Linked DNA regions of Mus musculus: all the other regions are linked to region 3. A link is a loop called in an ENCODE intact Hi-C map of the cell type or tissue named here. Cell type or tissue: heart. All regions are shown on one strand. Links, peaks and the distances in the headings refer to the core of each region. The heading gives the core; the rest is flanking DNA.

Region 1 (3,312 bases), core at 419-2,918, 88 kb before region 3:
AGCTAGCCACTAGGTCTTCATAATTTCACAAGGATATATTGCATCCTCACTAGATTTGACATTGTGTTTTTAAGGATAGTAGGTCTGGGACAAGAAATTTCTCTTTTGCAGAGGAATGAGGGTGAGCGTACTGTTCACTGCCACCCCGAGGAAAGGATCTTGTTGATTGATGTAAGGGCATTGAGTTTGCCTAGCACTATTGATACCTCTTGGAACACCAATGGCTCCTACTTTAGCACAATAATTTTAATGTTTGTTTAGAGGGTCCAAAACTTCAGGGCAAGGGCCTTTCCATTTGCCGGAGGATACAGTATCATTCTTACATAGAGAACATTTGCATTATTATTTCTCTTTTGGGCCATAACATACAGTGTATGTGCGTAATTAGAAAACAGGGACAAACACTAGAAGTGTGTTATTTTTACCCTAAGCTACAAAGATGTGACCAGAACAGAATTTACTGAATTGACCATTTAAGAACACTGCTATATTCATTGTTTCTTCTCTCTTTTTTTCCTACTAGATATGAGAGGAATAGCAAACTTTCATTGCGGAAATGCATTTGCTTATTTTGCTTTGTAGAGGTTAGGCAGAGGCTAGTAGGCAGGTATTCTCTGGTAATGCAATCTGAGGTCTTGTATGTAGTGTGTGTGTGGGATCTCATAGCAGATTATGCCTTGGGTCTGTGAGCTGAGTGGGTGATGCATGGGGTAGTTTGTAAGGTAGGACCACAGTTCAGAAGTGAGCAAGAAATATACATACTGTGGGCAATTGCAATAGTTTTGTTTTTCCCCTGCAAAGTGAAAATCAGGTTTGCAGGATTCTCTGGTCTAGACTCTAGGTCCCTGGGGATTCCTTTGTGTTCTCATGAAATGAAGTCTTTTGTACTTTTTAGTTAAGTGCAGACAAACCACTTATTTACGGTATAATGTGAGCATAGATACATTCAAATGAAAGGCATTTCATGAAAAAGTAGCTAGTTATAAAGTAGATTACATACAAATTTGGTACACAAGGCATTTGATGGACAAATACCACCTTTTGGAAAGGATATATTCCTATTCCCCATCAAGAGAAAGGTCTGGCTGCTTGAGGGATGTGTGGATATGCATTTGGCCTGCATCTCTTCTTACTGACTTCCCTCTGTGGGTTGTTGATGAGAATGAATGAAGATGTGGCCTTTTTAGGGATTTGTGTCTTCAGCCAAGCTTTAGATTTTACAACATCATATGTGCTAGCAGATTTATGAAGGTAATTCATAATCATACTATGTTAGACTCTTTAGGGGCTGAGTGGATTTTAAGATCTTCACTCAATCCTCTTGCTTTAAAGAAACATGTATATATATACATATACATATACATATATGTATGTGTATATGTATATGACATACACACATAAGCAATGACATGGTCATACGTGCAGTCATTGCTTTCTAAACATGATAGTACCTGGATATTTGAATCTCTCCTTCCATTCCTCCCTTTTTTCTCCCTTCTCTCTTCCTCCTTCCCTCTTTCCACCTTCATTTTCTCTTCCACCCTTCTTTTTTTTTTTTTTTTTCTGACACAGGGTCTCTAGGCTGGCCTTGAATTATTTTTCATCCAAGGCAAAGATGACCTTGGACTCTGGATCATTCTGTCTCCACCTCTCAAGTGCTGAGATTACAGGCATGTGCCTCTGCATCTGGCTTTCTGTACTGCAGGGCAGTGCAGCATTCAGCTTGCACAATCTCCCATCCACTCTAGTATGCTAACACATGTCCCTGGCGTTATCTCTTGCAGCACCTCCATCAAGTCTCTCCACTGCCTCCTGTCCACTCAGCAGCCTCCTTCTAACCTCACTGTTAGCTGGTTGAATGAAAGAAATCGATAAGACTGTTAAAACTATCAAGAACTTTTTAAAACGGAGAAATAATATTTTAATTACTCCTGACATGCCAGTTTGAAGCCCATATCCTACTTTATGACAGTTCAGTTTAGAAACTACATTGCTTCATTTCGGTAACTTTATTACCATTTGGCTCAGAGATTGCTATTTCGCCTTGGCCACAGATTTCATCAGTTGCCCGGTTCACCTTTGTCCGCGTTATACTTGTGAAATGACCCCTTCCGTTAGTGCTTGTCAATAGTAAATTGCTATATTCTGTGCCTAGAAACACACTGGAGGACGACAACACTTTATTGAATGACTGAGTTTGTAGTTAATTTTTTTTCCAAAATTAAAACTTAATTGGAATAGTTCTAATTGTTATTTAGTGTCCATGAATTAAGACATTGTTTGGGGTCAGCTATTTCTGATAATGTTCTTATTCTTAAAAAGAATACAAGACTTTTAGACCATACTGTACATGTCTTTGCAGACCAAGTATGTTTTGTTTCCTCTCTAATTTTCTATCCATTCTACAAAAATATAAACATGTGAGGTGGCCAAGGTTCAATAGTACTATGACACCAAATTAAATTTACATTGGAGAATTTTCTGTGGATGAATCCTTTGTCCACAGAAAGCTCTGTTTTGTTTAAAGCAAGGAATATGCACTCTCTCATGTGATGACAGAATGAAAGAAATTTCAATTTCTTACTGAAGGCTAGCTTTGAGTAATATTTCCTTTCAAACAAATAAGCAAAGTGTGGTACTTAAAATATTCATCACTATTTCGGTTATTTCAAGATTAAATGTATTTGTGTTAAACATGTAAATTTGTTAACTGTTAAAGTATTATCTATTCCATTATAACATTTATGGGAAAGAACGTCGCTGCTCACTTCTTTACAGTGTTTAGCTCCTCTATCTCATTAACAAAGCTGTTGCCAAAAATAGAACCCCCTGATAAGTTGCTTGAAAATGGAGGTAAAATAAATGCCAACCGCCTTCCAGACCCAGCTCTGGGGGACTCAATGCTGCCTGCAGAACTTTCTTGTTTGTCCAGTGGTATCAGGAAGCACCTAGGTTGAGATGAAAGAATTCACAACTTTTACTTTTCTATCACCTGAATTTCAAAGTCCTTACTTACATCATGGACTTTTGCTTCATTTTATTTTTGCTTTGTATACTCTGAAATAGCCAACCATGAGATTGTTTACCTATTTATAGGCAAAGAGAGAAGGGTGAAGGAGCCAGAGGGAGAGTCAGTGATAGAGACAAGAGAGACACTTAGAGACACTGAGGGAGAGAAAGTATGGAAGAATACTGATTTTCATTAAATTCTAGTATCTCAAATTAACATATGGTTGATTGAAATTTCATTATTAAATAGACATGAAAGAAAAAAGGTATTATTAGAAGCAATACTTTTACTAATGTTAGGCA
Region 2 (3,312 bases), core at 419-2,918, 85 kb before region 3:
AACCAAAAGGATATGTATCAAAACACAAGTGGTAGGATGCTCTGCTGCAGGAAATAATGTGAATTTTGTATTCTAAACAGTGTACTTTTTACACACCTTACCAAAAAATAAATAAAATAAATATCAGTATTAAACACAGAATAAATATACATTTATTTAGGTGCAGTTTGAATCATTATATTTAGGAATGTTTTTACTATATGATACTAAAAATTCACTGTAACTAGTAAAGTCGTACTTAATAAACAGTATTAGAGCAAGTTGTTTGGGATTATTAATAGCATCATAGTTTAAATAAAATGATTAAGTCCCTGACTTCACATCCTTGTTTAAGAACATAGCTCTTTTTAAAAGGATCCATTCACAAATAATAATGGATGAAAATCACCAACATGGAAAACTATATGAGCCGAGAGCTTGAATTTACTGGTAGATCAGTTAAACATCAGCACTCAAAAGTATAAAGTTTGTGTAGCGTTTAACAGGCCTTAGAAGAGCATTTAAAGTAACTTGTGTGTAATACGCAATACTAACAGAGCTTCCCAGAGCCCCAGTGGAAGCTAAAAATGTAATTCACATGCCTGTGGCTGCCGGGATGATGAGATTATGCTGAGCATAGCTAAAGTAAGACTTTATGCCACCATGTAAATTCTCCAGATGACGAGAAATGGAAATATGTGGAACGTTCTAGCAACTTAAAAACACACATACTTCTGAATGTGTTTAAAATAGATCTTAAAGATGTCAGACTTCCTTTAGCACTTGGCACAGGATTAATTCCAAACTAGCTATGGGGAAACAACAAAACCAAACCAAACATATATCATGGCCCATTTTGTCACCAATTTTAATAGAAAGATAAAAGGTTGAGGAGGTGGAGAAGAAACGGAAATCATCCGGGTAAACATTTTGAGACTTGCTTGAAAGCTAGGGGATGCCATCAAGCGATTTAGTTGTAACGTTGGCAAAAGAAAGAATAAAAACAAACGACAAAACACAAACTACTGGAAGACCATATAAATGCTTTTTTCTACAAGTTTTTATGCGTGCCCATATTGTTGTCTTACATTTATGTGTCTCTGTGTGTATGTGTACATATACATATATGTGAGTTTATGTATATGTGTGTGTGCTTATATTTATATATATGTTCATATTTTATATGCACATCTATTTATCTTTCATCTATTGGTCTGTCTATCTATTTTTACTCATATTTAGGAATTGACCCCTGCCATCATGTGGTAATTAAGGAGGCCAAGCTGAGTCCTCATATTTTTATCTTATTGTAGGTGACCTGCATATAATTCCTCCCTTAGTTCTAAAAGCTGGGAAGATTTTTCAAAGATGTTCTATTCGGAAGATTTTAGGAATGTCAACACTGGGTTCTTTCACTTAATTTCCCCTAGTGGCTGCCAGGTGTGTAACAAGTGTTTGGACAGTATGTTGGTTTTTTGCCTCATACTGTGGGCTGCAAACCTCTGAAGAATATTGAACTTCTAGCTCAGGTTTACCCAATTTCTGTATATGAGCAAACAGTATGTTGCCATGGTATTAATTATGAGTGAGTTCTGTTGTGAGTAGGAGGAAGACATGTATCCATTTAGAAATGGCCAAAGCTATCATGAATGTACCTCCAGCTAGTCACTTTCTTCCTCCATCAGTGGATGTTAAAGGTAAAAAACACTTTTCTAATCTGAGAATTTTTTTTGAAGTAATTAATTACTTAATAAATTTTGCCTTTGTGTTTGCACGCAGACACAAACACACATGCACGCATGCACCCATGTCAGGCCAGACATGTGGAGGTCTAGGGACAGTTTGCAGGAGGCACTGTTCTCCTTCTTCCACCATGGCCCAAAGGCTTGGATACTGGTCTCCAGACTGTAGCAAGCACCTTTACTCACTGATCCTTCCTAACAGACCAGCCCAAGATTTTTTTCCTGTGATATTAAAAATGTTGAAGTCTGTGCACTTTTTGAAGCACATTACATGAAGTCTATGTAAATTGACTATGAAGTGCTGCCTTGGATGTGGCTCACCATTTAGACCTCTTCAAGGAGTTTAGAATATTTAATTCTAGTCAAACACCTAGTGAAGGGTGTGGTTCCTTTCCTTACAGACTATATGAACAGTCTATTAGGTTGATAATAGTTAGCTGATAATTCTTTCTATTGGTGAATGGTTACGTGTTGAACGTTTGTGATAAACTGTGTTTTGATATGCACATGTGTGTGCATGAATGATTATTGCCAATTTCCTGATTAGGATATTTTAAAGAATTCTTTGCAGTTTTCTAAATCTTCATAGCCCATTGGCTTAGGTTAAATCAGAATTAGACTATGCAATATCCTTAAGGACCACTTAGTGCAAATAATTAACCTCAGATTTAGATGCACAACATACACAGGTCCTATATGGAAATGACTGATGCTATGTGTCCTGAAATTGATCTATCATTATGGAATTATCTCAGTTTTACTGCTATTATGCCTCAGTTTACCCAACTTTTAGTGAGTGGCACATTGTACTCTTTAATTTTACTTTTCTTGCAAGGATAATGTGTGAATTAGTTCATGCTGAAAAAGAAGTGCTTTGATGAGAGGAGCTCTATCTAAATGCTAAGTATTATTTATTATTCATGTAAGCATATTACTGTACCCTTCAATCACCTTTTTTTGGATGTTTCAAATGGGCAATTACTGTCTCTTTGTGTAAAGCTTTTAAATTTTTTAATTTAAATTAAAAGTTAATCTAATTTAGGAAAACTCTGCCAGCTGGAAAAGAACACAGTTTTTCCCCCCCTCCCTTTCCAAACAAAACAGCAATTCAGAGCAGACTCTCTTAATACGGCAGTGTGCACAGGCTTTTCTGAGCTAGTGATGTTAGGAAGGAGGGCTAATTAGTAATGGCTGCTTCGTAATGCTGGTAATCCACGTGTCAGGGTTAGTGATGATAATAGATCTGATTAGGTGGAATTAACCGATATTCTGAAGGATGGAGGTTCTTTTGTTTATGAAATCTCCATTTTGGAAGCTCATTACATAGCCAGCATAGCTGCATCCATGAAATCAGGTTACCATGGCCTTCCATAGCCATAGTCTTCATGTATGAGTTAAGAGCAGTGGCAAGGAGGGTTGAGTTTGAGAAGATCTTCCCTGTACGAGTCACTTAGGAGCCTACCCTTTGTGATCCTCAGAGTTGAAAGCAATCTGGCATGTGCTGCAGAGGCATATTGAGTTGGCCTCCTCCATGGACATCTAACCATCTTCCTCGCCAGATCCTTTGGCCTCTCCGTGTCACAACTCCATA
Region 3 (4,929 bases), core at 1,106-3,605:
TTTTTGCTTTTCTTTTCTTTAACTCATCTCCTTGCTTTAGTACCAGAAGCCTTCTGCTCTCCCAGACAACGGTGATACAGTCAACTGGGGCACTGTATACCTTTGTTCAAAGAACATTTGGCGCCACATCTTTTCCACTTTGTCACCACCAGTAAACAAGATCAACAACAGCAATACATTTGGTGCCCTCCCCCAACACATAATGCTAAGATTCAAGCACTGGTCAATAGGCTCTTTATGTTCTCAAGGCCCCACCAGGGTCGTCAACACTGACTCCTGTGCATCTTAGTAACATCAGGGTCTAGATTATGGTTCCAAGGCTCTCCCAGAAGAAAGGAACACTCCTTTTTCCTTCAAGTTAAACAGACATCAGACTTACCTTTCTCACATTTGCTAAGGATATTGCTTAGTATGCATCAATAGGTAAACTTTCAGTTACATCAATAAACATATTCAATCCAGTAACTATCCCAATGAATTATTTTTGATGGATAGGATCTTTGCTTCATTTCAGAAGAAATATAAATGTTTGAAAATTCAATTAGTTTTGCTACATTAAAACTGCATAGAAATACCCAGTTTAAGTGGGCAATCTATTTTGTTCCAAGTGCATAGGCTTAGCATGTAAAGCAATGGTAACATTAAAATCATGTTTGCATTGTTATAAGCAATTAATTCATAAGAAAACTTTGCTTAAACCAAGACAGAGAGGCCCTGCCTTCCATTTTTTTTTTCACTGTTCACCTTTTTTTAAAGGTTATTTCTTTCTGTCCTGGCTATTAACTAAATCCAACAAGTAATCGCCTCAACTAAGCTGGAAGGAAGCCGAATCCGATCATTCTGTGTGCTTGCCTGTGCATGCATGTATGCTTCCAGGCACAGGCTGCACTTGCCTACACGTGCACTGTCCAGTAGTCCTGTGACTTCTAAATTATTTTTGAGATGCATATTCATTTTTATTCTTTATCTATTAATATGTCCCATCAGAGCACATGTGTTCTTATTTTTACTACTCAATATTTTCAGGTTTTTTTTTTTAAGAGGAAAAAAATCCTAATAGAAATTACTTGAAAATAATCATGGGATTAATGAATGTGTAGGTCTTTTAGCTCGACACTGCCATCACATTGATATTCTCTCCTTTATGTTAGGCTCGGAGTAAATCCCTTGATACTGGAGGAAGTTAGATACTGATTACTTGCGATTGGTTCCTGGTGATTTGCCCTTAATAATTTCCAGTTGAGTCTAATGAAAGTATGATTCCTGAAAAGCCGCTTCATTAAAATTGCATCCTTTCCCCCTTCAAGTGTAGTTCAGTCATATCACCCACTTTGTGGTGTGTTTTTCTCCTCTTAAAGAGTAATGACTGAGAAAGCAGAAACAATTAGATCACTTCACTTCTTCCCAGAGTCCCGCTCACCAACCCTTCCTTCCTCTTTCTCTGAGTGGGAGAATAAAAGTGTGCTTCTTTGGGGTTCACAATATTAATTTCCAAGTTGATTTGATTGTTTTACAGTATGTGTAGTCTTAAACAAACCTATGAATATTTGAAGTAAAGTGGGGAATATGTTGCATATACACAAGAACTAAAATCTTTAGTATTTTTACAAAACACACACACATAAAGACTGATTAACTTATACTTGTGCGGCATCCAAACTTAATTTCACTGAGTTGGTGATTTGCAAATGAATATCTGCATGGATCCTTTTTAAAAATCCAAATGCAAATGAGTCCAGCGGCAGTAAAATATATTTGCAAATGAATCCTGTTGCTTTATTCATTTATTGTGTAATTACTGCAATCCTTCCCACCTTGTTTTCAGTATTTCTTAATCATTAAGTCGGAAGCATGACAGCAGTGCCAGCCCTGGCATGATTCTCTTTGACTAAAACCTTGTAAATTAACACAATTAGCACAGCATCCTCCTGCTAATTAACTTCCACTGTCTGGTGCAGTGGTTTTGCAAACAAGGAAGACGGAGTCAGAAGGGAATCAACATGCCATTCTGTTACCAAACTGTGTGCTCTGTTCAGTTTAGCTCAGCGAGTCAAAGCTGGCCATGTCAAAAGCCAGAGTCAGGCAAAGCAGGGCTGAAGTGGTTGGGGGAGGAGAACAGAAAGGGATGGGAGCTGTCAACACTGCTGGGGAATTCAGAAGGGAAGGGAACGGATGCCACAGATGCCTCATTTAGACCAGGCCTTCCTCTTATCAAGGATTCTCTGCCAGAGGGCACAAGATGGTTTGCAGAATTCACTTTGAGTAATACAAAAGAGATTAGGGAGGGCATCTAACACAGCCATAGCATGGTAGGAAGTGTCCATTCCAAGTGAGCAGAGATTAGAGTTAAGATGAGTGAGCAAGCCCTGAAAAAGAGGAGAGTGGGGTTCCAGTACTTGTTGGTAACTAACTAGATGAAAGCCTCTTAAATCAATCGCTTTGGGCACTGCTTTTGTGATGTGTGAAGCAGCTAATTCCCAAGGTCTTTCCAAAGTTATCATTTAAAACGACTATCTGATTCTAATAACTGAGAGTTTTCTCTGAAGTAAGAAAATACTCATTTCAGGGTTACTACAGAGTCAGTGGCTTCAGTTAGCAATCTAGCAGAATGACGGGTTTATTCCTGTGACCTCGTGGATGAGTTGTACGCATCCACTTTCTGCCGTGGAGGGATCACTGTAGAAATGTAAGGGGCTAAAATCCAGTTTCTCCACTCTTTCCATCCCTTCTTCACTTCCTTTCTCTTTTTCTCATGTTCTTCCCTCCTCTCCTGGTATCTCAGTCTATTGGGGGAGGAGGATTATCAGAGGAGGAGGGAGAATCACACAAGAAGCCCGGACAGACAAGTGATGCTTGTTTTTATTTCCCCCCCAGACTCAACAACAGAACTGAGAGGCAAAAAGGAGCCAGTTGTAATTCATACCGAGTTGTAGGCTTTGTGCGATGAAAGCGGTGGAGCGCTGCCTGGGAGATTGCTTTGCTGCACTCCACGAAGCAGATTTGAAACTGTCGTGGGCCACTTTAGATGAGAGTTGGATTATGGAATGACCTGCTATGTCTGTGTCATATTGTTCTGTGCAGGGAGCATTATACTGTGCTAACTAGGTGTTCAGTACCAAATAAGAGAGGTATCCTAGATGCGATCTGTCAGCTGTGTCTCATTTTTATATTGCTAAAAATATAAAACAGAAACTGATGGGAAGAGCCAGAATAAGTAGGTGGCATACATGTTAACAGTACTGCATGCTGGATATTAAAATGTATGTGTATATGTTATTGCAAACAACCACGATTGAATTCTAATTTGACAGGAGTGTGTGTGTGTGTGTGTGTGTGTGTGTGTGTGTGTGTGTGTGTGTGTCTAGTATTCGTGTTAAATAAGTAACTCTATGGGTTTATGACAGCAATAAGGCTCTTTTATCTTTTTTTTTTTTTTTGATATCTACAGAGTTTTATTTTACATTGGATTTATCTTTTTTACAACGTTTAATGTCTCCCCATTTTGAAGAATTCATATTATAGAGATCACACTATGTATTACAACCTGGGAAGATTCTTATCCACCTCCATATTGTTAGTGGAAGTTAATAAATAGCAGATATAGTTGGGGGCGGTAGGGTGGGGGAATCTTTATGTGTTCCGAAGAATATCTAAGTAAATTTATTGTCTTTCCCGTCCAATTCTTAGGCTTGAAGATGCAGTGGACGCCGGAGCATGCCCAGTGGCCAGAACAGCACTTTGACATCACCTCGACCACTCGGTCTCCCGCCCACAAAGTTGAAGCCTATAGAGGTCATTTACAGCGCACCTACCAGTATGCCTGGGCGAATGATGACATATCTGCTCTGACTGCGTCCAACCTTCTGAAAAAATATGCAGAGAAGTATTCTGGCATTTTGGAAGGTCCCGTAGACCGACCTGTACTCAGCAATTATTCAGACACACCATCAGGACTCGTGAATGGTCGGAAAAATGATAGCGAACCCTGGCAGCCTTCCTTGAATTCAGAAGCCGTTTATCCTATGAACTGTGTCCCGGATGTCATCACTGCCAGCAAAGCTGGTGTCAGCTCAGCCCTCCCTCCAGTAGACGTCTCGGCAAGTATAGGGAGCTCCCCTGGGGTGGCCAGCAACCTGACAGAGCCAAGTTACTCAAGTAGTACCTGTGGAAGCCACACAGTACCTAGTCTTCATGCGGGGCTCCCATCTCAGGAATATGCTCCGGGATACAACGGCTCATATTTGCATTCTACCTACAGCAGCCAGGCCACACCTGCACTTCCTTCGCCTCATCCGTCCCCGTTGCATAGTTCTGGGCTTTTGCAGCCACCACCCCCTCCTCCTCCCCCACCAGCCCTGGTCCCAGGCTACAACGGGACTTCCAATCTCTCCAGTTACAGTTATCCCTCTGCTAGCTATCCTCCTCAGACTGCCGTGGGGTCTGGGTACAGCCCTGGCGGAGCACCCCCTCCTCCTTCAGCATACCTGCCTTCAGGAATTCCTGCTCCCACCCCTCTGCCCCCCACTACCGTTCCTGGCTACACCTACCAAGGTCATGGTTTGACACCCATTGCACCCTCTGCTCTGACCAACAATTCAGCAAGTTCTCTCAAAAGGAAAGCTTTCTATATGGCAGGGCAAGGAGACATGGACTCCAGTTACGGAAATTACAGCTATGGCCAACAGAGATCGACACAGAGTCCTATGTACCGAATGCCCGACAACAGCATTTCAAACTCGAATCGGGGGAATGGCTTTGACAGAAATGCTGAAACATCATCCTTAGCATTTAAGCCAACAAAGCAGCTGATGCCCTCTGAGCAGCAAAGGAAATTCAGCAGCCAGTCCAGTAGGGCTCTGACCCCTCCTTCCTATAGTACTGCTAAAAATTCATTGGGATCAAGGTCCAGTGAATCCTTTGGGAAGTATA

What was found. Hi-C counts contacts between places; a loop is a spot of excess contacts. Peaks named below come from ENCODE experiments on the same cell type or tissue, not always from the same donor. Only the 100,000 strongest peaks of a DNase experiment are listed, where the experiment ranks them.
Region 1: it touches region 3 in a loop (2.3-fold over the local background); 3 of 42 quality-filtered maps call a loop at or near these places.
Region 2: a loop joins it to region 3, with 2.7 times the contacts of the local background. A loop is called at or near these places in 3 of 42 quality-filtered maps.

What each region holds. Positions count from the first base shown.
Region 1 is chr2:64,068,911-64,072,222 of GRCm38, reverse strand. All of the region lies in intron 2 of Fign (fidgetin), which reads left to right. Among named protein-coding and RNA genes, the nearest start is that of Fign, 27 kb to the left of the region's middle. In heart, for the core only: no CTCF peak of the experiment used is centred there; a DNase peak (open chromatin) is centred at 1,732; H3K27ac peaks cover 1,361 bases.
Region 2 is chr2:64,065,295-64,068,606 of GRCm38, reverse strand. All of the region lies in intron 2 of Fign (fidgetin), which reads left to right. Among named protein-coding and RNA genes, the nearest start is that of Fign, 31 kb to the left of the region's middle. In heart, for the core only: a CTCF peak has its summit at 1,412; no DNase peak of the experiment used is centred there; H3K27ac peaks cover 395 bases.
Region 3 is chr2:63,979,658-63,984,586 of GRCm38, reverse strand. It overlaps Fign (fidgetin), which reads left to right. Exons shown (of 4, transcript NM_001267846.1): 4 at 3,688-4,929. The coding sequence starts at 3,696. Among named protein-coding and RNA genes, the nearest start is that of Fign, 120 kb to the left of the region's middle. In heart, for the core only: no CTCF peak of the experiment used is centred there; a DNase peak (open chromatin) is centred at 2,116; H3K4me3 peaks cover 290 bases; H3K27ac peaks cover 2,054 bases.